Regions from separate parts of the Homo sapiens genome. Here region 1 is linked to region 2. A link is an interaction called in ENCODE POLR2A ChIA-PET data of the cell type or tissue named here. Cell type or tissue: GM12878. All regions are shown on one strand. Links, peaks and the distances in the headings refer to the core of each region. The heading gives the core; the rest is flanking DNA.

What was found. ChIA-PET counts read pairs that join two places held together with the same protein. Peaks named below come from ENCODE experiments on the same cell type or tissue, not always from the same donor. Only the 100,000 strongest peaks of a DNase experiment are listed, where the experiment ranks them.
Region 1: POLR2A ChIA-PET joins it to region 2 with 6 read pairs; 1 of 35 experiments calls an interaction of 5 or more read pairs at or near these places.

The regions. Positions count from the first base shown.
Region 1 is chr16:23,863,698-23,878,863 of GRCh38, forward strand. The region is part of intron 2 of PRKCB (protein kinase C beta); the gene reads left to right. Among named protein-coding and RNA genes, the nearest start is that of PRKCB, 35 kb to the left of the region's middle. RefSeq lists an enhancer at 2,063-2,709. In GM12878, for the core only: no CTCF peak of the experiment used is centred there; no DNase peak of the experiment used is centred there; H3K27ac peaks cover 1,034 bases.
Region 2 is chr16:22,026,230-22,041,395 of GRCh38, forward strand. All of the region lies in intron 1 of MOSMO (modulator of smoothened), which reads left to right. Among named protein-coding and RNA genes, the nearest start is that of MOSMO, 26 kb to the left of the region's middle. RefSeq lists an enhancer at 1-1,089 and a silencer at 1,485-1,644. In GM12878, for the core only: no CTCF peak of the experiment used is centred there; a DNase peak (open chromatin) is centred at 9,092; H3K27ac peaks cover 557 bases.

The DNA.
Region 1 (15,166 bases), core at 3,586-11,585, 1.8 Mb after region 2:
AGCCTGGAGTCAGTCTTGTCCGCTTCCAATCAGGGTTCCTGGACTGGCTCCTATATTAAAATTGGTATTAGTAGACAATGTTCCAGGCAGAGTTTTGGATAGAAACTATCCATCAGCACCAAGAATGTGCCTGATTTGGTAATCTTTTTACCAAAGTAAAAGTCAGTAGTAAGTTGTGGTTAAAAGAGAGGAAGTTCAGAGTTCAGTACGTTATTTCTCTCTCTCTCTCTCTTTGTTTAAATAAAAGAGGAAGTTACTGCTCTTATTTTTGTACCAGCCCGTCAGTAATGGGTACAGAGTAAAATCTTAGCTAAGCTGAGGTCAAACTTCAAAACTTAGTAATAAGGATCTCCCTTGTTCCTTTGTAGGGCGACTAACATGAAGGTTCTGACTCTTAACCCATAGAGCCACAAAAAATAGTCCTAGGAAAATCATATGATTTTATTTATTTTAGGAACAGAAATGGTCCCTTCCGAAGTAGAGGCATTTCTACTTCTTTCCTAAACACCATCTCTGCTCAGTGAGCTCTCCCACCCTCAGGTACTGTGTTTCAGGCTTATTGCTGTATTGCTAGAAGTATCCTCACCTTCGAGATTAAGAAAAGATATTTATTGCCGGGCACAGTGGCTCACGCCTGCAATCCCAGTCTTTTGGGAAGCTGAGACGGGAGGATCACTTGAGCCCAGGATCTTGAGACCAGCCAGGGCAGTATAGTGAGAACTCATCTTGAAAAGAAAAATTTATTGAGCTCCTACTGTATACTGGGGATACAGCAATAGGCAAGATAGCCCTTGCTCCTCATGTAACCTACAGATAATAAACAAGATTACAAACAAACAAAATAAGAGGTCGTTCTAGATTATGATAAGTGATGGAAAAGAAAAAACCTGTATCTACTTCTTATAGCAGAGACCTGCATTGGGAGTTGCTGTGATCAAACAGGAAACGGAAGGTGGAGTTTGCTTCTGTATCCCTCCATCCCTGAGTGGAGGCTGGGTGCTTCTCACGACCAGGGCCTCTGAGATTTCTTTTTTTGTTTTTTTTAAATTATTTTAGATTAAGGGAGTACATGTGCAGTTTCGTTACGTGGTTATGGAGCGTGATGCTAAGGTTAGGGTTTCTATTGGTCGCGCCACTCACATAGTGAACCTAGCATCTGATAGGTAGTTTTTTGACCCCCTTCCCCTATGCCCTCTCCCTCTTGGGGTCCCTAGTGTCGGTTGTTTCCATCTTTATGCCCCTGTGTACCCAATGTTTAGTTCCCACTTCGAAGTGAGAACATGTGGTATTTGGTTTTCTGTTTCTGCATTAATTTGCTTAGGATAATGGCCTCCAGCTGCATCCATGTTGCTGCAAAGGACACAATCCAAATAAGCACAATCAGAAATGACCAAGCTGACATTATGACTGATCCCACAGAAACACAGGAGATCCTCAGGGATGACTATGAACACCTCTATGCACACAAGTTAGAAAACCTAGAGGAAATGGGTAAATTTCCTTTGCACACAACCTCACAAGATTGAACGAGGAAGAAATAGAAATCAAGATTTATTTTCTGTTTTGTTTGTGTGTGTGTGTGTGTGTGTGTGTGTGTGGTTTTTTGTTTGTTTGTTTGTTTTTTGGACAGGATCTCATTCTGTCACTCAGACTGAGGTACAGTAGCACAATCACACCTCACTGCAACCCTGACCTCCTGGGCTCAGGTGATCCTCCCACCTCAGCCTCCAGGGCAGCTGGAACTACAGGCATGTACAACAATGCCCGGCATATATATATATATATATATATATATATATATATATATATATATATATATATGTGTGTGTGTGTGTGTGTGTGTGTGTGTGTGTGTGTGTGTGTGTGTGTGTGTATATGTATATTTAAATTTTTATATATAAATATATATCTATCTTTGTAGAAATGGGGTTTTGCCATGTTGTGCAGGCTGAAATTGAGATTTCCTAATGTAAGAAACAGAGCCCCAAGGGGCTCTTCTTGGGCTGGTCGCTGTATTTCATCAGGTGCCTCTGTGTTGGACACTTACTTCCCTCCATTGCATAGATTGGATCCTTTATGCTTAGCCTAGACTCTGCCCTTTGGGATGCAAGGAGCTGAGTGAAGGTTCTGGGAGAGTAGGCTTAAGCCCAGAAGAGGGAGGCCTCTCTCTGGATGTCATGCTAGAGCCTGCCTTTTAGTCTTTGTGTTTCCACTCTCCATCCTCCTCTTCTGGAGTTCAGAACCCCTTCCTGGTCAAATTGCCCCCGGGCTCTATGGGATCCTGTGGGATTCTATCCTTTGAGTCTACCCCACCCTTCAAGTACTTCCTGTCTTTTCACACCTAAGTGAAAGAAAGTAGGATAAGAACAGCAGTTGTTAACTTGATTGATTGTAAATTGCCTTCATTAGAAAATGTTAATTATCGCCCCTGGGAAGGGATTAATCCTTTAGGTCTCTAGGTTACTAGACTGGCAAAAGCCAAGTGTGCCTTGGTTGACTGTTTCTTTCTGAGAGTAAAGAGAAAACATCAGGGGAGGTAGAAACCTCAGTCATGGGGTAATCATTATGGCCATGTTTATCCCCATACACGTATCTTCTGCTGATTCTGGAGTCAGCTAGATTTTGTGACCCAGCATAGATGATATAGTGACATTGTCCTGCTGTGTTAAAAAATTTAAGTTCATAAGAAATGCATAAGTACAATCTCATCAGGATAAATTACACAACATAGATAAGATTGAAGACCTTTTAACTCTTTTGACGTCTCAATTTAGTCCCCTCTACCTTCCCCAGAAGCCTATTGTTTGTAAATTTGGTGTCTCTTATAGAACTCTGTAGCATTCCAAAGTCTGAACTTTCTCCCATGCATATGGCCACTTCCCTGTTGATGAACATTTAGATTCTTTTTTGGAGGGGTTGTGTCTATTACAAACAGCATGGCAATGAGCATCTTTCTACACATCTCATCAATATGCAAGTGTTTCTCGTGTTCCTCGGAAGTATAATGGCTTAGCCCTGGGGTATACACGATTCAGCTTTTAATAGGTTTTGCCAAATGTTCTCCAGAATAGCTGGACCACTGTATACTCCCACCAGCAGTGTGTGTTTCCGTCTCACTGCATCTTTCCCAGACCATGATATTATCAGGCCTTAACACTTTTGCCAATCTGATGGGAGAAAAATGGCATTTAATTTTAATGATCCTTTCCTGTCCCCTTCTCTTCTCTTCTCTTCCCTTCCCTTCCCCTTCCTTTCTTCCTTCCCTTCCTTCCCTTCCTTCCCTTCCTTCCCTTCCTTCCCTTCCTTCCTTCCTTCCTTCCTTCCTTCCTTCCTTCCTTCCTTCCTTCCTTCCTTCTCTCTCTCTCTCTTTCTTTCTTTCTCTTTCTTTCTTTCTCTTTCTTTCTTTCTTTTCTTTCTTCATTTCCTTTCCTTTCTTTCCTTTCTTACTTTCCGAGTCTCACTCTGTCGCCCAGGCTGGAATGCCGTGGCATGATCTCAGCTCACTGCAACCTCCGCCTCCCAGGTTCAAGCGATTCTCCTGCCTTAGCCTCCTTAGTAGCTGGGATTACTGCCACCTCACCTGGCTGATTTTTTTTGTATTTTTAGTAGAGACGGGGTTTCGCCATGTTGGCCAGGTGGGTCTTGAACTCCTGACCTCAGGTGATCCACCGGCCTCGGCCTCCCAAAGTGCTGGGATTACAGGCGTGAGCCGCTACTCCCAGCCACCTCTTCTTACTAGTGAGACTGAACATCTTTTTACATATTTATTGGACAATTGTATTTCATCTTCTATGAATGTCTCCCTCCCCACTTTTTTATAATTTCATATTGATTTGTAATAATTTTTATTTCAATCTACTAGACACTGATCCTTTGCTCGTTGTTTGTGTTTGTGTTGTCTATTTTCATCAAGTCCTGGGTCCTGTGTCACTTTAGTGCCATAAGGGAATGACAGACTCCCTTATTATTGGTTTAGCTCTTGAAGCCTAACAAAGTGTTTCCAAACAGTTCATTATTCCCACTTTAAGGATGTGAAGACTGAGGCTCAGGGTCACAACTTGTGCAATCTTGGGTAGACTTTGAATCTCTGAGCAGACTTAGAAGTAGACCAAACTGCTGTGAGCCACAGGGAGATTATTATTGCTAACTTTTCCCTGTTAGCCAAACACTTCTGCTTGGTCCCTCTAGAGAGAAGTCTTTAATTATTCATCTCTTTCCAAGTAATTGGCGACAAGTCCTGCAGCTGGGAGTTGGAATAAACTTGGTTGCTAAAAGCATCCATCACACATAAAACAGGGGAGATCTGGCTCCAAAGAATGGTAGATGTAGATCTTCCCCTACGGATTTGTTTTCTGAAGATCTCCTTATACACTGACCTCAGCCTTTTGCTGACCTATCCTTGTGAACTGAAGGCTGAAAAAACCAATGTAGCCATGGTCCACATCCATTTATCACTTTCAGAAATGGCCCCTGCACTTTATATTTCTTCAGGTCCTGCAAAAAATATTGAAAATCCTTTACAAATAGAGGCAAGGTCAGGCCATCCCTGTGGGATTTCCAGGGAGCAGTGCACTGACCCGTTTTGCAGAATGGGAAGCAAAAAATAAAACTCAGACTTAGACAGCTGGCATAAGCAAGGACTTCCCTATTCTGAGTGCCAAATGTCAATTTGAAATACTTGAACTTTTATTCTCTGGGACATGTACTGGCATTAGTAAGAATTTCTATTTATTGAGCATTTATTTGGGGCAGGCAGATGATAAGTTATACACATTAATTATCTTATTTGATTTTCACAATGACCTATCAGTTACATAATTGATTGTCTGCATTTTATGGATAAATAACCTGAGGCTCAGTTATTTGACTTGCTCAAGGTGATGTAACAAGTAAATGGCAGAGCCATGATTTAAATAACAAAACGCATGCTCTTAATCACCACATTAATGTCTTGATATCAATTAATAGAACCATTTCCCCTCCATTTTCTCTTTAGTTTCAGAACTGGTAAGAGTTTGTCTAATAAGATTTTTATAAAGTGGTGACATGAATGGCTTGTGGGGATGGAGACTGGGGCCGGCTGCCAAGGGTACCCATCTCACACGAAGCATCAGGTCCACTTGGGTTTGTTTTTGGCTGATTACAATCTTGAATCAAACTTTTCAGTACAGCTGGTCTCCCAAGAACTTTCTAATGTTGATTTGAGCTTCCCTGAATGAATCTCAGAAAATAAGAAAGGGAGAGAGAATGCCTGTGTATTGAGCTTGACCCATTTCACAGATGCCGAAATAGAAGTGAGGCGACTTGCCCAGGGTCCCTGTGGTGGATTGTGTTGTTGTCTCAATTATTTGCTCCCACCTCATACAAGGATTATACATTTCACACATGGCTATGTGACATACATGTCTACTTGCAGAAGGGACACACTTTCCTTCCCACTGATGTGGAGCATTGGCCAATGGAACGTGAGCAGACACAATCTACTCTACATTTAAACAGAGGCTTTGAGAAGCTATTGTGTGGTTTAGCCATTGTTCTTCCCACCTCTGCCACAAGACCAAGAAAGGGCTGTTGCCTCAGCTGCGTCCTGGGATGGAAAAGACACAGGAAGTAGAATCACAGAGCCACAGACAACTGCAGTGACACGTAGCACGAGTAAGAGCTAAACTTCGAATATTGTAAGTCACTAGAATTTTGGGGTTGCTTATTATTGCACTTACCTACCAAAAGCTGACTAATACAGTCATATAGCCAGTAACTTGACTAAGCTGGAGCTTGAGCCAGGTCGAACTCCCAATCCTATCCATGGTCTTTTTCTTATTTCAGTCTTCCCTAATATTCCATTCTAACTTACATCATATTTTCTGTGTCTGTGTGCTGTCTGTCCTTTTTTCTTTTAAATAAATCTTTTTCTACCAAAGATATAGAACAGGAAATAATATTTTTCTTTAAAGAGTCTGTTTTTTCATTTCAACCCATTTATTTTGAAGGAAATTTTATCATCGTATAAATAGAAAAACAGTGTCATCACAAATAATTCATAACTATAAGCAGTGGCTCACGCCTGTAATCCCAGCACTTTGGGAGGCTGAGGTGGGCGGATCACCTGGGGTCAGGAGTTTGAGACCAGCCTGACCAACATGGTGACACTCCATCTCTACTAAAAATACAAAAATTAGCCAGGCATGCTGGCAGAGGCCTGTAATCCCAGCTACTCAGGAGGCTGAAGCAGGAGAATCGCTTAAACCTGGGAGGCGGAGGTTGCGGTGAGCCGAGATCGCGCCATTGCACTCTAGCCTGGGCGACAGAGTGAGACTCCATCTGAAAAAAAAAAAAAGGGTAATTTAAACAATATTATGAAGTTCTAGCTAGGTACTGTTGGCAGACAAGAATCTGATTTTGAAATATCGTCTCTCTATGTTCCAAAAAGGAGTTTGGCAAATATTAGAATGGTGTTCAAAACATACAAGCACCAAACTGATACTTTCTCCTTTGATAAATCAGGAAGATTAAAAAAGAATCAGAAGAACAATTTCTTCCTAGTATGGCTTGGTGTGATGAGTGTCATCTGTATTCCATATAAAATTCTTTCAGATATCACCAATGAGTGATATGTTCATTACAATGGGGGGTGTCCCTTTCTTTGGTTCATGTATAATAACTGGAAACATGTATATAGCATGTGGTATGTGCCAGGTACTCTTCAAGATACTTTAGTTATTTAATCTATTGTCAGATAAGGAAACAGAGGCTTGGAGAGGCTAAACAACTTATCCTAGCTAGAAAGAGGCAGAATTGGGGCTTCAAGTCAGGTCTGTTTGATTCCAGAGGCAACATCCTAAAGCAAAGTTTCCTTCTAACTGCTCACTTGGGACTTTTAAACGAAGCCATTAGGTGCTTCACTTTCTTGTGGCATGCCAGAGTGGTAGCTGCTTCAGGGCATCAGCCTGGGGCCACATCAGGACCTACCTGCACGTAGGTTGATCAGGACCCTGGCAGGGCTGTCAGGTACAGCCACAAAGCAAGCTGTTTCTGACTGTGTTCCCACACTTTCTCAGGCATCCACCCTGGTGTATGAATTTGCTTCTTCTTTATAACAAACTACCTCTAAACTGCACTCTAGTCTACAGATCAGCTGGGCAATGCTGTTGATCTCGGCTGGGCTTGCTCGTGTGTCTTTGGTCAGCTAGCAGGTTATCTGGGGCCTGATTGGTCTAGGATGGCTTCACTTGCACATCTGGCACTTAGATGTGTGTTAGCTGGAGCAATAGGGGGCCTGGACCCCGTGGGTCTCCTTTTCCAGCAGGCCACTTGGGCTTGTTCACAGGGCAGATGGGCCCAGTTCAAAGGGTCTGAGAACACAACGGTACTGCAGGATGAGCTTTGGAACTGCTGCACCGTCTCTTCCACTGCATTCTGCATACGGGCCCTAAACAAGTCCCAAGCCTTCTCAGATTCAAGACATGGGGGATGGGCTGTATCTCTTATGGAGAGAGTCACATAGCAAGGGTGTGGCTCTAGGGAGGAATGAAGAGTGGTCAAGTGCAGCCTGCCATGCTGGCTCCTTCACCAGCCTGTCAGTTATATGAGCCAATGGGCTGAATCATAGTCATCTTTCTCTCCACATGCCTGGCCCGTGAAGGATTTGCCTGCCCAGCAGAGACCGTGGAATGAATGTGTGCTCCAGGCACTCTGCCTTCTCTCTCTTCTTTGACTTCTCTAAGCTCGTTCCTGCCCCTGTCCCCCTCTGTCTCTCTTCCCCAGGATCATGGCATTAGTCGGATCCTTCCCATCATTTTCATTTTAGCTCCAGTATCACCTCTTTGAGCCTTCCCTGACTACCCTTCCAGCATTCTCTAATCCCATCACCTTGTTTTTTTTATCTTTTCTTTTTTTTTGAGACGGAGTCTCACTGTGTTGCCCAGGATGAAGTGCAGGGGCACAATCTCGGCTCACTGCAACCTGTGCCTCCTGGGTTCAGGTGATTCTCTGGTTTCAGCCACCCGAGTAGTTGTGATTACAGGCATGTGCCACCATGCCTGGCTAATTTTTGTATTTTTAGTAGAGACAGGGTTTCATCATGTTGGTCTGGCTGGTTTCGAACTCCTGACCTCAGGCAATCTGCCCAACTCAGCCTCTCAGCCTCCCAAAGTTATACAGGTTTTTTTTTTTTTTTTTTTTTTAAATCTTTTCATAGCATCTGTAACTGTTTAAAATATTAGTTTGACTTCCTTTTCTAGAATGTAAGCTTTGGGAGAGCGGGGTCCTTGCCTGTCTTGTTCTCTGTTACTTCTCCAGCTCCCAGAATGGTGGCTGGCACTCAGGGGGTGCTCAACACACATAATTGTCAAGAACATGCTACATCAAGGCCTGAGTGGCTTTGCCACGGCTCTTCTTGTGACTGCAGGCCTTGGTGCCAGCAGCCACCCCAGTTCCAAGAAATGGTCTCTTGCTGGCCAACTTAGCAGGAAGAACTGGCAGCGTTCCTGTTACAGCACTTCCAGGTGGCTGCTTTTCCCTGAGTCCATGTGGCTTCTCCATGTCTCTCTGTTGGAGTCACAAGTTGTGGAAATTCACTTAGGCCAACTTAGACCAAGAAGTGGAATAGTTAATAGTTAAATGTCAGTCTGGGCAACATAGCAAGACTTCGTCTTTACAAAAAATTTTTAAAAATATTAGCTGGTGCGGTCGTGTGCACCTGTAGTCCTACCTACTCGGGGGGCTGTGGTGGGAGGATCGCTTGAGCTCAGGAGTTGGAAGCTGCAGTGAACTATGATTGTGCCACTGCACTCCAGCCTGGATGACAGAGCAAGACCCTTTATCTAAAAAACAAGAAAAAATTAATAAATAAAAGTTAAATATAAGGTCTCTGGAGGTATCCTGTTTGGGTTCAGATTCTGGCTCTGCCACTTCCTAGTTGGGTCACTTTTGGGAAGTTACTTAACCTCTTTGTGCCTCAGTTTTTCACCTACAAAAATAGAGCAAAGTGTAAAAATATGAACTACCTCACAGGGTTGTCAGGAAAACTAAATTTTGTGTATGGAAAGCACTGATTGCTGAGCAGATGGTGAGCATCTCTGAGTAGGAGCTCCTGCTGCCATTATTATTATTATTATTATTGGAGGTTATCATGTGTGATTGAAGAGCAGGAACTTCAGCTGGGCTTCAGGAGCAACTGGTTAGAAAAACGGAAGACTTGGCCCGGCGTGGTGTCTCATGCCTGTAATCCCAGCACTTTGGGAGGTCGAGGCGGGCAGATCATCTGAGGTTAGGAGTTCAAGACCAGCCTGACCAACATGGTGAAACCCCGACTCTACTAAAAATAAAATAAAAAATAAAAAAAAAATTAGCTGGGTGTGGTAGCGGATGCCTGTAATCCCAGCATTTTGGGAGGTCGAGGTGGGTGGATCAACTGAGGTCAGGAGTCCAAGACCAGGCTGGCCAACGTGGCTAAACCCCGTCTCTACTAAAAACACACACACACACACACACAAAAAAAAAAAAAAAAAAAAGAAAAAAAAAGTTAGCTGAGTGTGGTGGTGGGCGCCTGTAATCCCAGCTACTTGGGAGGAGACTGAGGCAGGAGAATTGCTTGAGCCTGGGAGGTGGAGGTTGCAGTGAGCCGAAATCGTGCCATTGCACTCCAGCCTGGGCGATGGAGTGAAACTCTGTCAAAAAAAAAAAAGAGAGAAAAAAGAAAAAAAGAAAAATGGAAGACTTATCGGGAATGCAGGCAGCTGTGCGATTTCAGCTTCTCTTTGTTTTTGGACCATGGGTTTTCTGGTTCTTCTTTGGTTCCTGCAGGTCTGACTTTCTCCTTTTTCTGTTGATGGTCTTTCTTGGCCTGTGTTTGCAATGGGTCAACCATGTGCTTTCTGGCCATACTTCACACTTACTTCCCAACTGGGACAGATAGCATTTCTTAAGTCTAATTCCAAACTTCTGGGATAATCTGATTGCCCTTCATTGAGTCAGAAGCCAGTGGATAGGGACATGGAAGATGCTATAGCTGGGCTCCACCCTTGCAGGTGAGAGGAGCAGTTTCAGGAAAGTCTGCCAGGCATGAGCTGAGACCTTAAGAGATGTCAGCTAGAATTAGCCACTGTCAGTATATCTGCTTCTGGGTCCCACTCTTCATCCTGCTTTTCAAGGTTTTCAAATATACACTCCTACTCAGTCTCATGAAAATTATTATTTTTAAAATACCCTTTAGCACATTTACCTCTAATGATACTAGATTCTTGCCTCCTGCCTCTGTAAATCACTCGGTCACTTCCCGATCTTATATTTGGCTGTCAAGAATGTGGAAATCTCACAGAACCCTTGAATTTCAAAGTTGGAAGGGAAAATTGCTTGTCTATGCTTATAAAAAATACACACCTACACCCACGTACACATGTATTTACTAAAATAGTATTAGGCTAAATATTCAGTTGTACAGCTTTCTGATTTCATTAACAATGTCTGTCTTTCCGTGTCAGAAGAGATAGACATTTGAAAAAACGGCAGCGTAGGATTTTGTTCTATGGATGAGCTAAAAGTTCTTTCACCTGTCCACAAACTTCCACCTAGTCCGTGTGCCTTATAAAACACAAATTCTGAAATCCCATGTAACGTGTCAGCTAGATTCTGCCTATCACTGAGTAGAGATGAACCATCACATCTCATGTTCTAGATTTGGGGTTACAAATTCAAATTCCTACAGGGGCCAGGCAACTGTCTTAGATGTGTGAAACGTCCTAGATATAAGAAATGCCTGTAAATGAAACCTTAAGAGTTTTTATAAGCATACAAATAAGTATGTAATATTTTGAAACATACTTATTTTTTGGTGTACCCACACAGGCCTAGCATCACCAGATTCTTCTCTCTTTTTTTTTTTTTTTGTTTTGCCCCAAGAGAGGCAGGAAATGAGTATATTTATGGGAGCTTTCCTAATTGTGAAGTGTTGGTAAGTTCATTATTTTTAAAAAACTAAAAACCAACTTGCAGGCCAAACAAAATGTGGGCCACCAATGTGTAATCACTGATGTAGATAATGCACTTCAATTAATCTAAAATCATCAACTATTTTGGCAGCCCTCTCAGACTGCTGACTCACTGAGCTTTTCATCTGATGAAATCCTTAAGTGATTCACAAATACTTAATCTGAAAACCTCTTAATCTAACTTGTGTTCCTGGACTTGTAAATTGGGTTTCTGGACCTTAATACTTGCTCATGTTAAATCCATTCTGTTACTTATGTTTAAGGTCCTACATCTGTCTTCCAGCCTGATCACCCATCTTTTCAGCCATGTGTTGTTTTTGAATTCAACTCATTTGATCCTTTCTCTATGTCCTTTTTTTTTTTTTTTTTGAGACGGGGTCTTGCTCTGTTGCCCAGGCTGGAGTGTGGTAGCACGATCAGGACTCAATGCAACCTCGACTTCCTGGGCTTAAGCGATCCTCCTGCCTCAGCCCCCACAAGTGGTTGGGACTACAAGCACGTGCCACCACACCTGGCTAATTTTTTTGAATTTTAGTAGAGATGAGGTCTCACTATGTTGCCCAGGCTGGTCTTGAACTCCTGAGCTCAAGTAATCCTCCCAGCTCAGTCTCCCAAAGTGCTGGGATTACAAGCGTGAACCACCATGCCCAGCCTCTCTGTGTCTTATGATAAAAAAAATACTGGATGAGACAAGACTGAGGAGGAAGACCCAGGGACCCTTTTTAGCAGAGCTTACCAGCGGGTGTCCAAGGATTGAATTTCCCTTCCTAGACATGTTTTGCTTCAACTAAAAAGATATATATATATATATATATATATATGATGTATATCACACACATATGTGTATATCACACACATATGTATGTATATCACACACATGTGTATATCAAACACATATGTATATCACACACATATGTATGTATATCACACACATATATGTATGTATATCACACATATATGTATGTATATCACACATATATATGTATGTATATCACACACATATATGTATGTATATCACACATATATATGTATGTATATCACACATATATATGTATGTATATCACACATATATGTATGTATATCACACATATATGTGTGTATATCACACATATATGTGTGTATATCATATATATATATGCATGACCCATATTTAAAAGTAGGATATTTCATAACGAAATACCAGTATTAGGTATCTTTTGAAAAAGTGTCGTAACTGACAGCCCAAGTCTGCATTCCTTCATGGCACCAGGGCTAGAACTGAGAAGTAGCTGACTTTTTGGGGTGGATATGGGCTCCCCTAGTCATGCTATATGCCTCATTTTATGTGACTGGCCGGGCCCCATAGGCGTTTATGTTTGCCACTCTTTTAGAGGTCCCTTTAAGGTTGACATATATTCATTGATTGATCAACTCATTTACACACGCATGCAGTCATTTTTTGGACCCCTGTCTATGTGCTCTGCACAATGCGAGGTGTGGGATATAATGGTGACCAAGACAGATTCCAACCACTCACTCACAGATCCCACAGCCTACCAGGGAAGCCAGATATGGAACAATTATATACGTAATTTTACTTGTAAGTGCCACAAAGACAAATTGTATTAAGTAGTACCATGTGGCTGTGGAAGTTTAACTTGTCACTAATCCACCAAACTCTGAGAAGACAGCATATTTTCCGTCATTCCCAAAAGACTATCACAGGCAACATTGAGGAATGCTTTGTTAAACTCCAGGGATATATTCCACATCACACTTCCCCCGTCCACCAGATTAGCAACTGTCCAAGGACAAAACAAAACACACACTAAAAAGGAAATGGGGTTAGTCCGATATGTCTCCATCTCCTTATGCTGGTTCTTTTGTCTGCAGAAGCCACGGTTTCTTTTTCTTTTTGAAAAAAAAAAATGACATTTGCGTACCTCTCTGCGTTTCTCTTTCTCCAGGATTCTTCTGGGATCCTAGGCAGTGTGGTTTGGTGATCTCACTGGTGAGATCTCTTGGAGCCCTGGAATGCAATTCATCTGGGCCAGAAGAGTTGAACTAATTTAAGGACATCTGAGTGCTTCACTGATGTATTTGTTCTGCTCTGTCCCTTCAAAATACCACTACTCAAAACAATGTTCAGCTGGAGAAAGTGGTTAACACTGGAATTTTCTTTTTTTCTGAGACCTAAGTGACAGGGAAGGGTGGATGAAGGAAACATATCCTTTGAAAATCCTTTAGTTAGAATCCTTTGGTTGCAAGTAACATAAATGAACTCTGATTAATGTAAGCAAAAAAGAATTTGTTAGAAGGATATGGGGGGGGAGGGATGGACAGAGATGTGAAGGAAAAGATGAAGAACCAGGCTTTAGAAAGTCCTGAAACCAAATGAATTCTAGGGATCTAGGAAGCAGGGACTAATGACTGTTTCCTTCAGGACACCAGAGATGGGGTGAATAACTCTGTAAAAGATGCAAATTTCCCACCTGGGTAACATAGTGAGACCCTGTCCTTAAAAAAAAACAGTAGCCAGGCACAGTGCCTGTAGTCCCAGCTATGTGGAGGCTGAGGCAGAAGGATCACTTAAGCCCAGGAGCTCAAGACTGCAGTGAGCTATGATGGCACTGCTGCACCCCAGCCTGGGCAGCAGAGGGAGACCCTGTCTCTTAAAAAACAAATGCTAAATTTTAGAGAGAATAGAGAGAATCTTTTCTTAAAAAGGTGCTAAGTCTGGGGAAGGAGCTTCTGATTGTCCTGCCTTGAGTCACACGACCATCTCTGACTTGTTGACCCCTCTACAATCCCATATAAGACTCCCCAAGAGTAGATTCTGAGCAGGTAAAGCCCATGGGTGTTCCCAAAAGTCGGCCTCAACCTGAAGCCACTTATTCACTCTGAGCTCATCACCAATGGCATGCCGCACTGTCAAAACTCTCTTTCTGTGCATTTGTCTGGGCCACTCAACTCAGGAAAGTTAGTTGTTCTGTGTGAGTCCCCATGTTCTCACTGATTTCATTTCAGTCTTTAAGCTAAAAATCTGTGTAAATGGTAATGGAGAATGGCTACATCACACTTAGTATGTGTCAAAGCAGTATCCTAAGTGCCTTAGTGGTATCAGCTTATTTAAGACTGACAGTACTCTGAGGTGCAGTCACTTCTTTTTTTTTTTTTCCTTTTTTTCAAAACAGAGTCTCACTCCGTCATCCACACTGGAGTGCAGTGGCATGATCTCGGCTCACCGCAACCTCCGCCTCCCAGGGTCAGGTGATTCTCATGCCTCAGCCTCCTGAGTAGTTGGGACTACAGGCATGCACCACCACTCCTGGCTAATTTTTGCATTTTTAGTAGAGATGGGGTTTCACCACGTTGGCCAGGCCGGTCTTGAACTCCTGACCTCAGGTGATCCACCCACCTGGGCCTCCCAAAGTGCTGTAATTACAGGCGTGAGCCACCGCACCCGGCCTGTCACTTCTTGTCATTCACAGTAGTTATGTTCTGTAAAGTCACTGCAAACACTGAATTAATAAACACTGAACCATTGTTCCTAGGTGAAATACAAAGTTGGGTTCCTGTGAGCCTTTGGTCACAGCATTTTCATCCACTGATCAACCCGTAAGCTTATTCTGTGTGTGTTTCTGTTTAAAGACACCTTAATATATATTGTTGACTCATTAACATCTAACTCACTGCCAACAGCACTCCAACTCGTGCCTGATCAAAGCTTATATAACACACGCATGACACATCTCGGACTCCTTGCACTTAGGAACACCAGATAGCACTTCACCATTACCCTATGGGACCATTTTACAGCAACGTCACCCTCAAAAAGCAGAAAAATGGGAAAAAGCATGCTGCTAATATACCACAGAGAGAATGCTTGTTTACAGCATGAGAGCTGAAGTCTGAAGGTAGAACATGGTTTTGTTCATCCTCAGCTGGGAACACATGTTGGCTGACTCAAATATTTTGCCACTCCGTACATGTCCGTGAGTGATCATGAAAGAACCTTGAGTATGGATTTGGCGGTTATAAATAAATTTTAGCAAGAGGTGAATTTGCAAATAATGAGGATTGACTATAACCCCTGTTATTAGCTCTAGTTAACAGATGGGGGAATGGAGGTAAACAGCTCTCTGCAGGTCTTGCAGCCAGGGAGTGTAGAGGAGGCTTTGTCATTCTGGGTGCACAGC
Region 2 (15,166 bases), core at 3,627-11,626:
TTTTTTGGAGACAGGATCTCACTCTGTCGCCCAGGCTGGAGTGCTGTGGTGCGATTTTGGCTCACTGCAACCTCCACCTTCCGGGTTGCAGTGATCCTCCTGACTCAGCCTCCTGAGTAGCTGGGATGACAGGCACGTGCTACCAAGCCCAGCTAATTTTTGTATTTTTAGTAGAGACAGGGTTTTACCATGTTGGTCAAGTTGATCTCAAACTCCTGACCTCAGGTGATCCGCCCACCTCGGCCTCCCAAAGAGCTGGGATTACAGGCATGAGCCACCGCGCCCAGCCTGAGAATTGCATTCTTAAAGACATTAATCTGTTTGTAATTTAGGATGTCTTATAGTGATTTGGTGGTGAGACATACGGGAAGGGGTGGTAAAGAGTGCAATTGTTGGACCTGTGCTTTTTACGTGAAATAGCGGAAATGAGTATTACTTTACAAACTGGTTTTGGAAATGATTCATTCATTAAAGAAAGCAAATAAAAATAGCAATAAAACTAGGACATAATAACTGGTTGTTAAATGAACTCTATGTCCTTTGAAAAGGAGATGATTAAGGAAGAAAATATGTAAATAACTTGGGTACACAAGCTGCTATTTGAAATTCTGCTGAGTAAAAATGATAGGAGGAGTTAAACTGTTCAGGAATTTAGCTCTTGCTTAAAGTATTCGTGTAGCAAGTCTCTGTTTTTTTTAAATTACAGTGTTTGAAGATCCTCTTCTTGAATTAACAGAATCAAAGTGAAATTCCATTTTTTAAATCACTCCTAAACTGTCTTTAGTGTGTGGCTTTAAAATATAATTCTATGTAATATACTAGAGAAATTCTCAAGAAAATCTAGGACTAGGATTTCAATATAATTTTAAAAGGAAGTAAGGTGGGCAATCAGATTAATTTGAAAAAGTGCTTTATATCACTAGTAAGAATGCAAAACTGTGTTATAGTGCTTTCATTAGGTTAACTGCGTTTCTAAACACCTGGAGAAAATTATTTTAGTATTTTCTGTCCAAAATAGCGGTTTGTGGAAAATGCGCCACTTGTCTGGGGAAATCAGTGTTTATGAGACATCTTTGTTAATGTTTCTAAAGTTTTAACTCTCTGGACAAACATTCAAGAAAAATTTAACCGTTATACAAAAATATTCCTACATAGTAAACTTTGAGCACACCTGTGGAATTAGACTTGGTTCATGTTCTAACCAACTCCTTCTAGCTGGTACCTTGTCATTTAGCCTGTTACTGAGTTTCCTTATTGAATTGTTTTGAGAATTAACTTGAGCACACATAAAGCACTTAATACTACACCCAGCACTAAGAAAGCACTCAAAATATAGTGGCAGCTATTATTATTTATCCTTCTTCCTCTCCGTTTTCTCCTCCAGATTTATGAGTGATAGGGACAGAAAATTTCTTATCAGAGTGCCCTTTATTTTAATCTCAAGGTTTTGAAGTAGAATTTAGGACAAAAATAGATTTTTCTGAACCAAAACACTGAAGATTCTGTTTGGGAAGTGAGAAAGCAAGCTGCTAAACACCTACTCTACTTGTGCAGTGACAAGAAAATTGAATTTCTCATTCGTTTCCTGCCCCTAGCCCTTGCCTTCAGTTTCTCTGCCTCAGTATGAAAGTATCTGTATTCCTTTGGGGACAGTTGCCTCACTGAAGCCACAAAGAGCAGTCTCCAGGAGTTGTGTGGCAAGCTAACTATAACCTTTTGGAAGAACATCTGGATACAGTTTTCATTTTTAAAATGTATCGTTTTTTAGGTCATTAGATTTATATAGTTCAAATTTATTGGTGTCAGTTCTCTTCCTAGGTTGTACCATCCATTTTGAAAAGATGTATGTCTTTTATCCAGAAGATGTAAAGTATATAGGGTCATAATCAATAAAAATCTCTATCTTCAGTTAAACTACTGGAGTTTTCCCTTCTTCAAGTTTTCAGAATATAATCATTATACCAAACACACGTGTGCGTATGCATATATATCCATCCATACAAATATAACTTTCCTTTATTATGATTACTCAGTTGCAAGCAGTGTAGAAGTTATAATATTTGTTTTATTATAATCATTTCAGCAATATGGATAGGGCTACTGGACCCTGGAATTTGAAAAGAGAGGATCTTTTTTATGTTTTTTTTTTTTAATTTTGATAAAATATGCATAACGAAATTTACCATCTTAACCATTTTTAAGTGTACAGTTCAGTGGCATTAAGTTTATTCACATTGTTTTACCACCGTCACCCCGATCCATCTGTAAAGCTCTTTTCATCTTGCAAAACCAAAACTCTACACCCATTAAACAACTTAAAAAGAGAGGATCTTAACATCAGAATCACATAATTACTACTCTATAAACATCTGATGGGTGTTTACTTCTAAAACAACTGCTTTCTTTTTTAATTGACCTTTCACTATACTTAGCCTCTTCTAGGAATTATTATATGTAATCTACTCAGTCATATTTTCTTTAATTTTTCTCTTTCTACAACTTTACTTTTCCAAAGGTGATGTAAATTACATGTTTTATGTTCTCCCATGTTTATACTCTACTTAACCTTCCCTCACTCCCATAGGCTTGATGAGTGTATATTGTCAGAGCATTATTTCCTGTACCCACTGCTATGTTTGTTTGTTTGTTTATTTATTTTGAGATGGAGTTTTGCTCTTGTTGCCCAGGCTGGAGTACAATGGTGCAGTCTTGGTTCACTGCAACCTCCACCTCCCAGGTTCAAGCGATTCTCCTGCCTCAGCCTCCTGAGTAGCTGGGATTATAGGCACCTGCCACCATGCCCGGCTAATTTTTGTGTTTTTAGTAGAGACGGGGGTTCACCATGTTGGCCAGGCTGGTCTCGAACTCCTGACCTCGTTATCTGCCTGCCTCTGCCTCCCAAAGTGCTGAGATTACAGGTGTGAGCCACCACGCCTGGCTATGTTTATATTTTTAAAAGTCCTAAAAGTCAGATGGTTTAATGTACATACATTCTTGACATTTTAAATACCTCCAATTTTGAAAGCATTCTTTCTCTGGGCTGTTAGATACATGTATGATTCATAAAATGAAATAGGGTTGCCTGTAGTTATTTCTTGAGTTGCCATTTAGAGTCTTCTGGCCTTGTCATCTGTCTAGGGAAGAAATCCAGCATACCTTACTGTCATGTATGTCATTGTAGATCTTATAGCTTCAGAAAATTCTCTTTCCTTTTCTTCAGAATTCACCAGTTTTAAAGCTTTTTCCTCTCCTTCAATTTTGTCACCAAAATGTGGCTTTGCAGTCACTTGACCTGTAACTTTACACACTTAAGTCTGCTAGACAGAAAAATGCTGTTGCATTCTTAAAAGCTTTTAAGCAGTTATTTGGACTTTTAGTAGAATTAATTAACTAATTTATTTATTTATTTATTTAGAGACAGGGTTTCTCCCTGTTGCCCAGCCTGGAGTACAGTGGTGCAATCATAGCTCACCACAGCCTTGACGCCCTAGGCTCAAGTGATCCTCCCATCTCAGCCTCTCCCATAGCTGGGACTACAGGCATGGACACTACCATGCCCAGCTAATTATTTTGCTTTTTGTAGAGGTGGGGTTTCACCATGTTGTCCAGGCTGCTCTCAAACTCCTGGGCTCAAACAGTCTTCCTGCCTTGACCTCCCGAAGTGCTGCGATTACAGGCGTGAGCCATGGCATCTGGCCAGAATTTCTGAGTTACCAGATTGCTAAACAACTTCACAGAAAAATTAATAATAGTCTCAAAATATTGTTTTCTTCTGACTCCTCTCACCATAAATTCATGCTTCTCCACTCTACTCTCCCCAGCAGATTCTGGAAGTTTCCTAGCAAAATTGCATATTGAAGCACATTCAAACTTAAGGTTGAAGAAATCTACACAAAGGACATCATTGTGTTATTTTAGACTCTAGGTGGAGTCTGTACTATTTGTTCTACCTTCACCCTTATTTAGAATTGATAAGAATGCACTGAGCCTTAGTACTCTCTGGGGTCTGACTCTGCAGGCAGATAGATATTCACTGGGATCCAGAACCTATCATACATCACTGTAGAAAAAGATTCAAATACAGTCAACGTATTTGAAAATCAAAACCGTATTTTCCAAACAGTCAAGTTAAAAGTGTATGTCTGCACAAAGCCTATCCAGTTAAGACAGTGTGTGTCACTATTTTTCCTTTTGCAAACTTCCTTAGTGTCTGAACATTAAGTGCATATTTCTTAGGCAAATTATGCATCAGTACTTTTCTCTTCACAATTAAATATTTCCAGCAGTTTGGGACTCATTTTTAACTATTCCTCTCCCTGTTTTTTGAGACAGAGTCTCACCCTGTTGCCCAGGCTGGATTGAAGTGGCGCAATCTCGGCTCACTGCGACCTCTGCCTCCCAGGTTCAGGTGATTCTCAACCTCCCAAGTAGCTGGTATTACAGGCATGCTCACCACACCTGGCTAATTCTTCTATTTTTAGTAGAGACGGAGTTTTGCCATGTGGGCCAGGCTGGTCTTGAACTCCAGGCTTCAAGTGATATGCCCACCTTGGCCTCCCAAAGTGCTGGGATTACAGGCATGAGCCACTGCACCCAGTCTTTTTTTATTATTATTATTTTAAGCATTCTTCTGAGCTGACAAATGATTATCAAAGTGATTCTGATTTATGATTAGTTTATCCCATTTTTTGAAAAGTATGTTTTACCTTCTCTAGGCCAACCTGCAATAAATAAGACCCAGTTTTAGTGGGAGATACAATTAAACAGTTGACCGGAAGTCAGTAAGAAGAGTGCTAAAATAGTAGTTAAGTGCATATTGCAGTTGAAGCATATTAGATGTGCCTCTAACTCAGGCATGGAAGGTTAGAAACGACTACATAGAGGAATGACATCTAAGCCAAGATGTAAAGAACAGATAGGATTTGGCTAGAGAAGGAAGGGCCGTAAGAATGTTCCAGGTAGAAGGAAGCCTCAGAGGTTTAAAAGAATATATTACATGTAGGGGTCCTGGAAGCTCAGTGTAACAGGAGGAGTTTGAGGGAAGGAGAGGCATCAGATGACTCTGGATGGGGAAACAGGGACTAGGTAATGAAGAGCTATAATGAAATATAATTCCACTTTTCTTTTTAAAACAGATTTATTGAGGTATAATTCACATCATACAGTTTACCCCTTTAAAGTGTACATTTCATTGTTTCTTTAGCATATTCACAGTTATACAATCATCACCACAGTTGATTTTAAAACATTTTTGTCACCTCAAAAAGAAAACCTGTACCTTTTAGCTAGCACCCCTCCAACTACCCTAGTCCTAAGTAACTACTAATCTACTTTCTGTTTCATACAGTTTACCTATTTGGATATTTCATATAAAGGAAATGATAACGTGGTCTTTTGTGACTGGCTTCTGTCACTTAGCATAATGTCAAGGTTCATACATATTGCAACATGTATCAGTACTTCATTTTTATTACCAAATGATATTTCATTGTATAGATATACCACATTTTATTTTTCCATTCATCAGTAAGTAGACATTTGGGTCCTTTCTACTTTTTGTGACTATTACAAATAACGCCTCTGTGAACCATGTACAGGTTTTTGCATGGACATACATTTTCATTTCCCTTGCATATATACTTAGCAATGAAATTGCTGAGTCATACAGTCATTGTATCTTTAACTTTTTGAGGAACTATCAGACTGTTTTCCAAAGTGGTTGTACCATTTTCCATTTCTGTTACCAGTATAGGAGGGTTCCAGTTTCTCCACATCCTCACCAGTACTTGTTATTTGTGTTTTTGATTCTAGCCATCCTGTTGGGTATGAAGTAGTTTCTCTTTTGGTTTTGATGCGCATTTCCCTGATTACTAATGATGTAGCGCATCTTTCCATATGCTTATTGGCCATTTCTGTATCTTCTTTGGATAAAAGTCTATTCTGATCCTCTACCCTTTTCTTTTTTTTTTTTTTTTTTGGTGAGAGATTCTCACTCTGTCACCCTGGCTAGAGTGCAGTGGAGCAATCTCGGCTCACTGCAATCTCTGCCTCCCAGCTTCAAGTGATTCTTGTGCTTTAAGCCTCCGGAGTAGGTGGGATTACAGGTGCATGCCACCATGTCCAAGCTAATTTTTGTGTTTTTAGTAGAGATGGCTTTTTGCCATGTTGGCCAGGCTGGTCTCGAACTCCTGGCCTCAAGTGATCCACTCGCCTTGGCCTCCCAAAGTGCTGGAATTACAGGCATGAGCCACTGCACCTGGCCCTCTACCCATTTTTAAATTGGATTACTTGTCTTTAATATTGAATTGTAACAGTTCTCTTTTCTTTTGTTTTTGAGACTAGGTATCACTCTGTTGCCCAGGCTGGAGTGCAGTGACCCCAATCATAGCTCACTGCAGCCTCGAATTCCTGGGCTCAAGGTATCCTGCTACCTCAGCCTCCCAAGTAGCTGGGACTACAGGTGCACATTACTCTGCCCATCTAACTTTTTAATTTTTTTATAGAGATGGGGTCTTGCCATCTTGCCCAGGCCAGTCTTGAACTCATGGCCTCAAGCAGTCCTCTTACCTCGACCTCCCAAAGTCTCGGCATTACAGGTGTGAGCCACCTTGCTTGGCCTGAGTTAATTTTATATATGGTGTGGGTAGGGGTCCAAACTCATTCTTTTGCATGTGAATATCCAATTGTCCCACTGCTACTTATCAAAAATACTATTCTTTCCCAATTGAATAGTCATGTCACCCTTGTTGAAAATCAACTGATCATAAATGTGAGAGTTTATTTCTGGAATCTCAAGTTTTTTTCCATTGATCTATGTCCTTATACCAGTGCTACATTATCTTGATTACTATAGCTTTGTAGTATTATAGGTTTTGAAATTGAGAAGTTTGAATCCTCCAACTTTTCTCTCTTTAAAAAATTCTATGGCTATTCTGAGTCCCTTGCATTTCCATATAAATTTTAGGATCAGCTTATCAATTTCTGCAACAACAATGACAAAAACCCAGCTGGGCTTTTGGTAAGGATTGCATTGAATCTGTAGATCAACTTGGAAGTATCGTCTAAGTCTTCTAATCTATGAGTATGAAATGTCTTTCTATTTATTAAATCTTTAGTTTCAGCAACATTTTATAGTGTTCAGTGTACAAGTCTTGTACTTTTTTTGTTTGTTTTTTTGAGAGGGAGTCTCACTCTGTCGCCCAGGCTAGAGTGCAGTGGCACGCTCTTGGCTCACTGCAACCTCGGCCTCCTGGGTTCAGGCAATTCTCCTGCCTCAGCCTCCTGAGTAGCTGAGATTACAGGCACCCGCCATGATGCCCAGCTCACGCCTGTAATCCCAGCACTTTGGGAAGCCGAGGCGGGCAGATCACGAGGTCAGGAGATCGAGACCATCCTGACTAACCTTGAAACCCCGTCTCTACTAAAAAAAAAATACAAAAAATCACCCGGGCATGGTGGCAGGTGCCTGTAGTCCCAGCCACTTGGGAGGCTGAGGCAGGAGAATGGCATGAACCCAGGAGGCGGAGCTTGCAGTGAGCCGAGATGCACCACTGCAGTACAGCCTGGGCGGCAGAGCGAGACTCCATCTCAAAAAAATAAAATAAAATAAAAAACATGCTCACAATACTTACATTAGCCTATAGTTGGGCAAAATCATCTAACACAAGGCTATTTTATAATAAAGTGTTGAATATCTCTTGTAATTTATTGAATATGGCACCAAATGTGAAAAACGAACTGGTTTTATAGGTACTCCAGTACATACTGGTTTTGCACGATGGTCAAGTTGAAAAACTGTAAGTCACGGACCACGGGGACACTCTATGTACATTTAGAACTAATCTAAGTTCACTTTCAAATGACACTATACCACTTAACAAGTAGTACAATTACTTTATAACAGAATATTCCCAATTCCTTTGTCCTCTTCCTTATTGCTGTCATTCATTTTACTTATCCATAAGCTGTAATCACTGACACATTGTTGCTATTATTTGTTTTGAACAAACTGTTGTCTGTCAGTTAGGAATAAGAAAAAGATTTTATTTTGCCTTCATTTATTCCTTCTGTAATGTGCTTTCTTTCCTTATGTAGGTCCAAATTTCTGACTGAAATCATTTTCTTTCTCTCTAAAGATTATCTGTTATCATTTCTAGCAAGACAAACTTTCTGGTGAAGAATTCTCTCAATTTTTGTTTGAGAAAGTCTTTATTTCTGTTTCATTTTTGAAAGATAATTTTACTGGATACAGAAGTCTAGGTTCATGTTATTTTTCTTTCAACACTTAAAATATTTCACTCCTCTCTCCTTGCTCGTGTGATTCCTGATGAGAAGTCTCATGTAATTCTTATCTTTGCTCTTCTGTAGGTAAGGTAGTTTTTTCTCTGGCTTTTTTCAGTATTTCCTCTTTATCTTTGATTTTCTACAATTTGAATATGATATACCTGTGTGTAGATTTTATCTCCCTTGATGTCTTTGGGGTTTAGAAACTGTTTTTTTTGTTTGTTTTTTTGGGTTTTTTTTTTTTTTTTTTTTTTTTTTTTTTAAAGACAGGGTCTCACTCTGTTGCCCAGGGCGGAGTACAGTGGTTGCCCAGTCTCAGGTGATTCTCCCACCTCAGCCTCCCAGGTAGCTGAGACTACAGGCATGCGCCACCATACCCAGCTAATTTTGTTTGTATTTTTTGTAGAGACGGGGTTTTGTCATGTTGCCCAGGCTGGTCTCAAACTCCTGGCCTCAGGTGATCCATCCTCCTTGACCTCCCAAAGTGCTGGGATTACAGGTGTGAGCCACGGCGCCTGGCCTAGACTTCTTAAATAAGGCCTGAGATCTGCAGTTCTTTGAGTTATATTCCCCTTTGATCATACAGGAGTCCTGTCAATATGAATGACGGTAAGGTACATGGGGAGGGGAAGAGTTCTATAATCCTATGAGGAGATCTCAGTCTTTGAGTGAGCCTGTGCCCTGGGCTGTGATCTTCACAAGTGCTTCTTGGTGCCTTGCCCCACTTAGGTGAGACAGGAAAGCTAGAGAGGGCTGGAGTTGGGTATTCAGTTCAGCTCCGGTGAAATAGTTTCTTTTCAGGCACGCCTTGTTGAAAACAGTGTGCTCTGGGCTTATTTCAAAATGACTTATTTCCCCTTTCCCCTGCCAGAAGCAGGAGGGGATTTTTTTTTTTTTTTTTTAATCTTCACTGTGAGGACCTCATAGGGCTCCTAGAGATAAAATGCAAAAATGTGCCCTCACTCTCCTTGCTCAAGCCTGGGCCCCTCTGGAATTTTTAACTCTCAGATTTAATCATACTGAGCCTCAGGAATTCCTCTTACAGGTTAGATTTTCCTACCTTCATTCAGGTTTCTGTGGAGGTTTTGAGGTTTCCGCACCTATAACTTGTGATTTTTTGTATCTACCTGTTTGTCTTTCCAATTTTGCAGGCAGCGGTTTGCCCTGTGTCTTCAGTTCTCTGATGGATTTAAGAAGAGTTGTTTATACTGATTTTGTTCAGCATTTTTCTTATTCCATGAATGAGGATGACAACTTGTAACCTCCTTACATGCCTGACTGGAAATCGGAAGTTACCTGCTTAGTTAAATTTATTCCTAGATTTCTTGTTTTGGGGTTTTGTTGTAGTTGTTACTTTTTTGTAGTTGTTTGCTTGCTGTTATATTATAAATGCATTGCCTTCTTAGTTTTTGGATTTCTCACTGCTAGTGTATAGGAATACAATTAATTTTTATATATTGGTCTTGTATCCTGCAATCTTTCTAAGCTTATTAGTTCTAATAATGTTTTAAAGAATTTGTTTTTGCGCTTAATTGCTCTAGATGTTACCTCCAGTACATGTCGAATAGAATTTGGAAAAGTAGAAATCCTTGTCTTTTAAATTTTATTTATTTATTTACTTATTTATTTTTTGAGACAGAGTCTCGCTCTCTCTCCCAGGCTACAGTGCAGTGGCCCAATCATGGCTCACCGCAGCCTTGACATCCTGGGCCAAGTGATCCGCTTACCTCAGCCTCTCGAGTAGCTGGGAACCATAGGTGCACACCACCATGCCTGGCTAATTTTTGTATTTTTGTGGAGACAGGGTCTCCTGATATTGCCCAGACTGGTCACAAACTCCTGGGCTCAGGAGATCCTCCCGCCTCAGCCTCCCAAAGTGCTGGGATTACAGGCATGAGCCACTGCGCCTGGCCTAAAATTTTTATTTGTTTTTTGGTTTTTAGGGTTTTTTTAGAGGCAGGGTCCTGCTCTGTCACTCAGGCTGGAGTGCAGTGGTCCAATCACAGCTAATTGTAGCCTTGAACTTCTGTGCTCAAGTGATGCTCCTATCTCCGCCCCACGAGTAGCTCGGACTACAGGTGTGCACTACCGTGCCCAGCTAAGTTTTAAATTTTTGTAGAGACAGCATCTCACTGTGTTGCCTAGGCTGATCTCCAGCTACTGGCATCAAGGTATTCCCCCACCCCCACTTGGCCTCCCAAAGCACTGGAATTACAGGTGTAATTCTATACCCAGCCACAAATTTAGTGTTTAACAAACTGCCAAATTGTTTTCTGAAGGGCCTTTTACACTGTGTTAAGAATTTGGACCCCATTGTAAGGGCAGTAGGAGGCTATTTTAATATGAATCCTGAATTTAATATTTTGAATTTGAAGAGGTTGTCAAACCAGAGAATCTGCCTAGTGGGCAGGTGAAACTCATAAGTCAGACTAGGATTGGAGATACAGAATGAAAAGTCATCAGCCTATGACTGATTTTGGAAGCTATTGTAGGAATATTTTCCAGGGAGAGTAAGAAGAGTAAGGAGAAACAAGAGAACCCAGGAAAGAACCCTGAAGGTCACCAGCATTTTAAGGATGCTGAGAAAAAGCTAGACTCAAGAGGAAAACCAGCCAGGCATGTTGGCTCGTGCCTATAGTCCTAGCTACTGGAAAGGCTGAGGTGGGAGGATCACTTGAACCCAGGTGTTCAAGGTTGCAGTGAGCTATGGACTACACCACTGCACTCCAGTCTGGGTGACAGAATGAGACTTGGTCTCTAAAAAGGAAAACGAAACAAAAATTTGATACTATAGAAGCCACGGGAAAATGTATTTGCAAGAAGAAAGAAGTGGTTGGCAGTCTTGGCCAAAAAGGAATTAAGGTATGAAATCAGTTTCTCCAACTATGCTCTCACAACACGGAAAACTTCTGTGACCAAGTGTGTGTTTTTCCTGCACTCACCAAGCAATTCTACGGCAAGTATCAGCTGGGTGTCCTGTAATTCAACTCAGTTCTGTTGCCATCTACCTGGCATATAGATCCCATAGATTGAGGGGTCAAACCTACAAGCTGCCCCCAATCCTAAGCCAGTTGCAAGCCTCGGGTTGTTTTTACCTGTGCTTCTGATCAACTGGTTAGAAATCAACTTTCCCATCACCTCCTCCTCAGTTTCAACTACTTTGCTGGGACAGCTCACAGAACTCAGGGAAATACTTACTTACCTTTACTGGTTTATTATGAAGGATACTACAAAGAATACAGATGAAGAGATGAATAGGGCAAGGCATGTGGGAAGGGGCGGGAAGCTTCCGTGCCCTCTCCTGGCATACCACCCTCCAGGAAGCTCCATGTGTTTAGCTACCCAGAAGCTCTTTGAGCCCAATCCTTTTGGGGTCTTGTGGAAGCTTCATTACATAGGCATGATTGATTAAATCCTTGGCCATTGACGAGCAATTCAACCTTTAGCCCCTCTCCCTTACCTGGATGTTGGCAAGGTGGGACTGAAAGTCCCAGTCTTCTAATCATGCCTTGATCTTTCCCATGACCAGCCCCCATCCTGAAGCTACATAGGGGCTGCCAGCCACCAGCCATCTCATTAGCTACAAAAGAAACTCTCATCACTCTGGAAATCCCAGGGATCTCAGGGGCTGTGTTGGGAAGCCTGATGAAAATCAAATATTTATTTCACAGTATAACAAGATGAAATTGAAAAGTACATTAGTCTTAAAGAGATTGTTAATAGCCTTGGAGAGAGACGTTTCAGAGAAGTGGTAAAGTAGGAGCCTCATTCACAGTGGGTTGCAAAATAACTAGTAGGGAGAGTAAGACAACAGTGAAGATGGAATTTTGCCTGTGCAAGGGATAGTGAGGTTAGTCAACATCCATCGTAATGAGAAGGAGCCAGCAGAGAGGGAGGGATTGATAATGCACCAAAGTTGATAGATCAAGGACCCTAATAGTACCAGAGTGGTAAAGCATAACAGAGGGATAGATTTTAGGAGACAAGAAACACTTTGTGACATGAGGAAAGGAAGTGAGGACCAATGAAGATGAAGTTAGGTTACAGATAATGGTGGTAGGAAATTGAGGGAGTCCACCTCTGTGACTTATAGAGATAACAAGAAGGGTCACTTGCTAGGAGTGAAATGGGAGTGATAATACTGGTAGGAAGTTTGAAAAGAGTATATATTTTAAAAATGGTTGAAAAGCTACTGTACAGAATAAGAGAGAGCCAGCTAAAAAAACAGATTTCTGGGTTGTATTGAGGGGCTAGTTGGGTCCATAAAGCATAAATTTTTTAATGATGCCAATCTTACAGTTATGTACTTTTATCCAGCAGAGTTTAGTAGTCTGGGTAGAGATGTGGGAAAGGAGACCATTGTGTTCATCCAAAACTGACATGGGAGAAAGCAATGACATGGGAGAAAGCAATGAATGAACTAAGCATAGTGCTCTGTAATAGACATTGAAGTCAGGTCTCAGGTCTAATCTTGACTGCTTAGTGAGTTAGGCAGATTACTTAACCTTCTCTCAGCTTCAGTTTCCTAATAATCATACTGAATCATATCAGTTTTCTAATCATAATCATCTATTCAGGCAGATTATTCAACCTTCTCTAAGCTTCAGTTTCCTAACAATAATCATACTGAATCATATCAGTTTTCTAATGATAATAATCTGTTCTCAGTGATGGGAATTAAATGGACAAGTGAACTCCTTAACGCATAGTTTGGGATACATGATACATGTCAATAAGTAGCAGTTTTTAACATTATTTGTGACCCAATTCTGTCACTTATAAGCTAGGTGACCTTAGGCAAGTTTCTTTCCTTTTTATCTATAAAAAGGAAATTATAATACTTGTTAGGGATTTTCAGCTGGGTATATTTTGAGGAAAAGATGTCAAGCTCTACGCCTGATACAGCCTTTAACAACTCAGTAAATGCTAGTTGAAGCAGAATCTGTAAGGAATTTTTTAGAAAATTAGGTTGGAAAGTTAGGTTTGGAATTTTGGCCTTTGTCTTATCATTAGTAGGGTATCTTTAAAAGTTCATGAGCAGGCTGGGCATGGTGGCTCATACATGTCCTAGCACTTTGGGGGGCCAAGGTGGGAGGATTGCTTGAGGCCAGGAGTTCGAGACCAGCCTGGCCAACATAATGAGTCCTTGTCTCTTACAAAAAAAGAATTCATGAGCCAGGAGATAACATAAAAGTGGTATTTTAGAAATATGCATTTATAAGTAGTGTGGTAGGATCTATGTCTCAGCTGGATATCTCCTTTTCAGACAGGCCTTCCCTAACCACCCTGAATCTAAGATAGCAGCACTCCCTCCTCCTATCTAATGCCTTACCCTGTATGATTTTTCTTATGGCATTTATGACTGCAATTACCTTGCTTATTAATATGTTCACTTTTTTACTGGCTCCCTCCACTAGAATATATGCTTCATGAGAAAAGAAATATTATCTGTCTTACTACTGCTATATCTCAGCACCCAGAATGTGCCTAGCACATGGAAGGCATTGGATCTGTTTGTTGAATGAATGAAATATAGTAGGAACTGGAAGTAGAGAAACTAGTTAAGAAATTATTGGAATGATTTCAACATTAGGACATAAAGATCTGGACAGGAATAATGATAGCAATGGAAACAGAAGGAACAAATAAGAAAAATTGAAAACCAAATACATCATGTTCTCACTTATAAGTGGGAGCTAAATGGTGAGAACACATGGACACATAAGAGGGGAACAACACACACTAGGGCCTATCCGAGGGTGGAAGAAGGGAGAGGATCAGGAAAAAATAACTAATAGGTACTAGGCTTAATACCTGGATGATGAAATGATCTGTACAACCAACCCCCATAACACAAGTTTACCTATGTAACCTGCACATGTACCCCTGAACTTAAAAGTATTTTAAAAATTACAAAGAAGGATGATTTTTGACATATTAGAGGGCATAATAAGAAGCAGGCAATAAGAATGATACCAAGATTTCCAAACTGGGTGATTGATGGAGTGACAGTATTGTCATTGAAGGTATCTGCCTTCAATAACTTTTTATGACCAGATTTAGAAGAAACAGTGCCTGGCATACACTGATGGGCAGTAAATATCTGAATGAATGAAACAAAATGGGGGAAGTCAGAAGGTTACATGTAAGATACATTATATGTTTAAAGAAGCAATAGAACATCTAAGCAGATGGAGAAGAAGGCTAAAATTCTAGAAAGAATAAAGGGCCTTGGGATTTACAACATTCAACAGAAAAGCTGCAGCCCTAGAGATAGGCAAGCAGCAGGATTATGGTTTTAAGAAAGTAAAGACACAAAGACACGCCTATAGTCCCAGCTACCCAGGAGGCTGAGGCAGGAGAATCGCTTGAACCTTGGAGGCGGAGGTTACAGTGAGCCAAGATCGCGCTACTGCACTCCAGCCTGGGCAACAGATTGAGACTCTATCTCCAAAAAACAAACAAACGAACAAACAAAAAAGGTAAGTAAAGACATTTAGTTCCAGGAAGGGAAGAGATAGCTACGAATATTACATGCTTCAGAAAACTGAAGAAAATGGGGACTAGGGAAGATCTTTGGATTTAGAGATTTAGAGGACATGATCTGGGAAAGAACAATTTAAATACAGTAATGAAGTGAAAGTCATATTACAAAAGGTGTGAAGAATGAGTGGACAGTGAGATAAATTTCACCCACAGAGGTAATGAGAAGAGAGACACTGTGGTGATCTGAGGTGGAGTCATTTAAGGGAAGCTTAGCTTGCCTTGTTTTGTTTTTTTATGAATACAGAAGCATAGTTTAGAGAGAGAGCAGAAAGATCCATAGCCTAAGACAATTGTCAATTTTTAATATGCACAAGAATAACATGGGAATTTTGTTTAA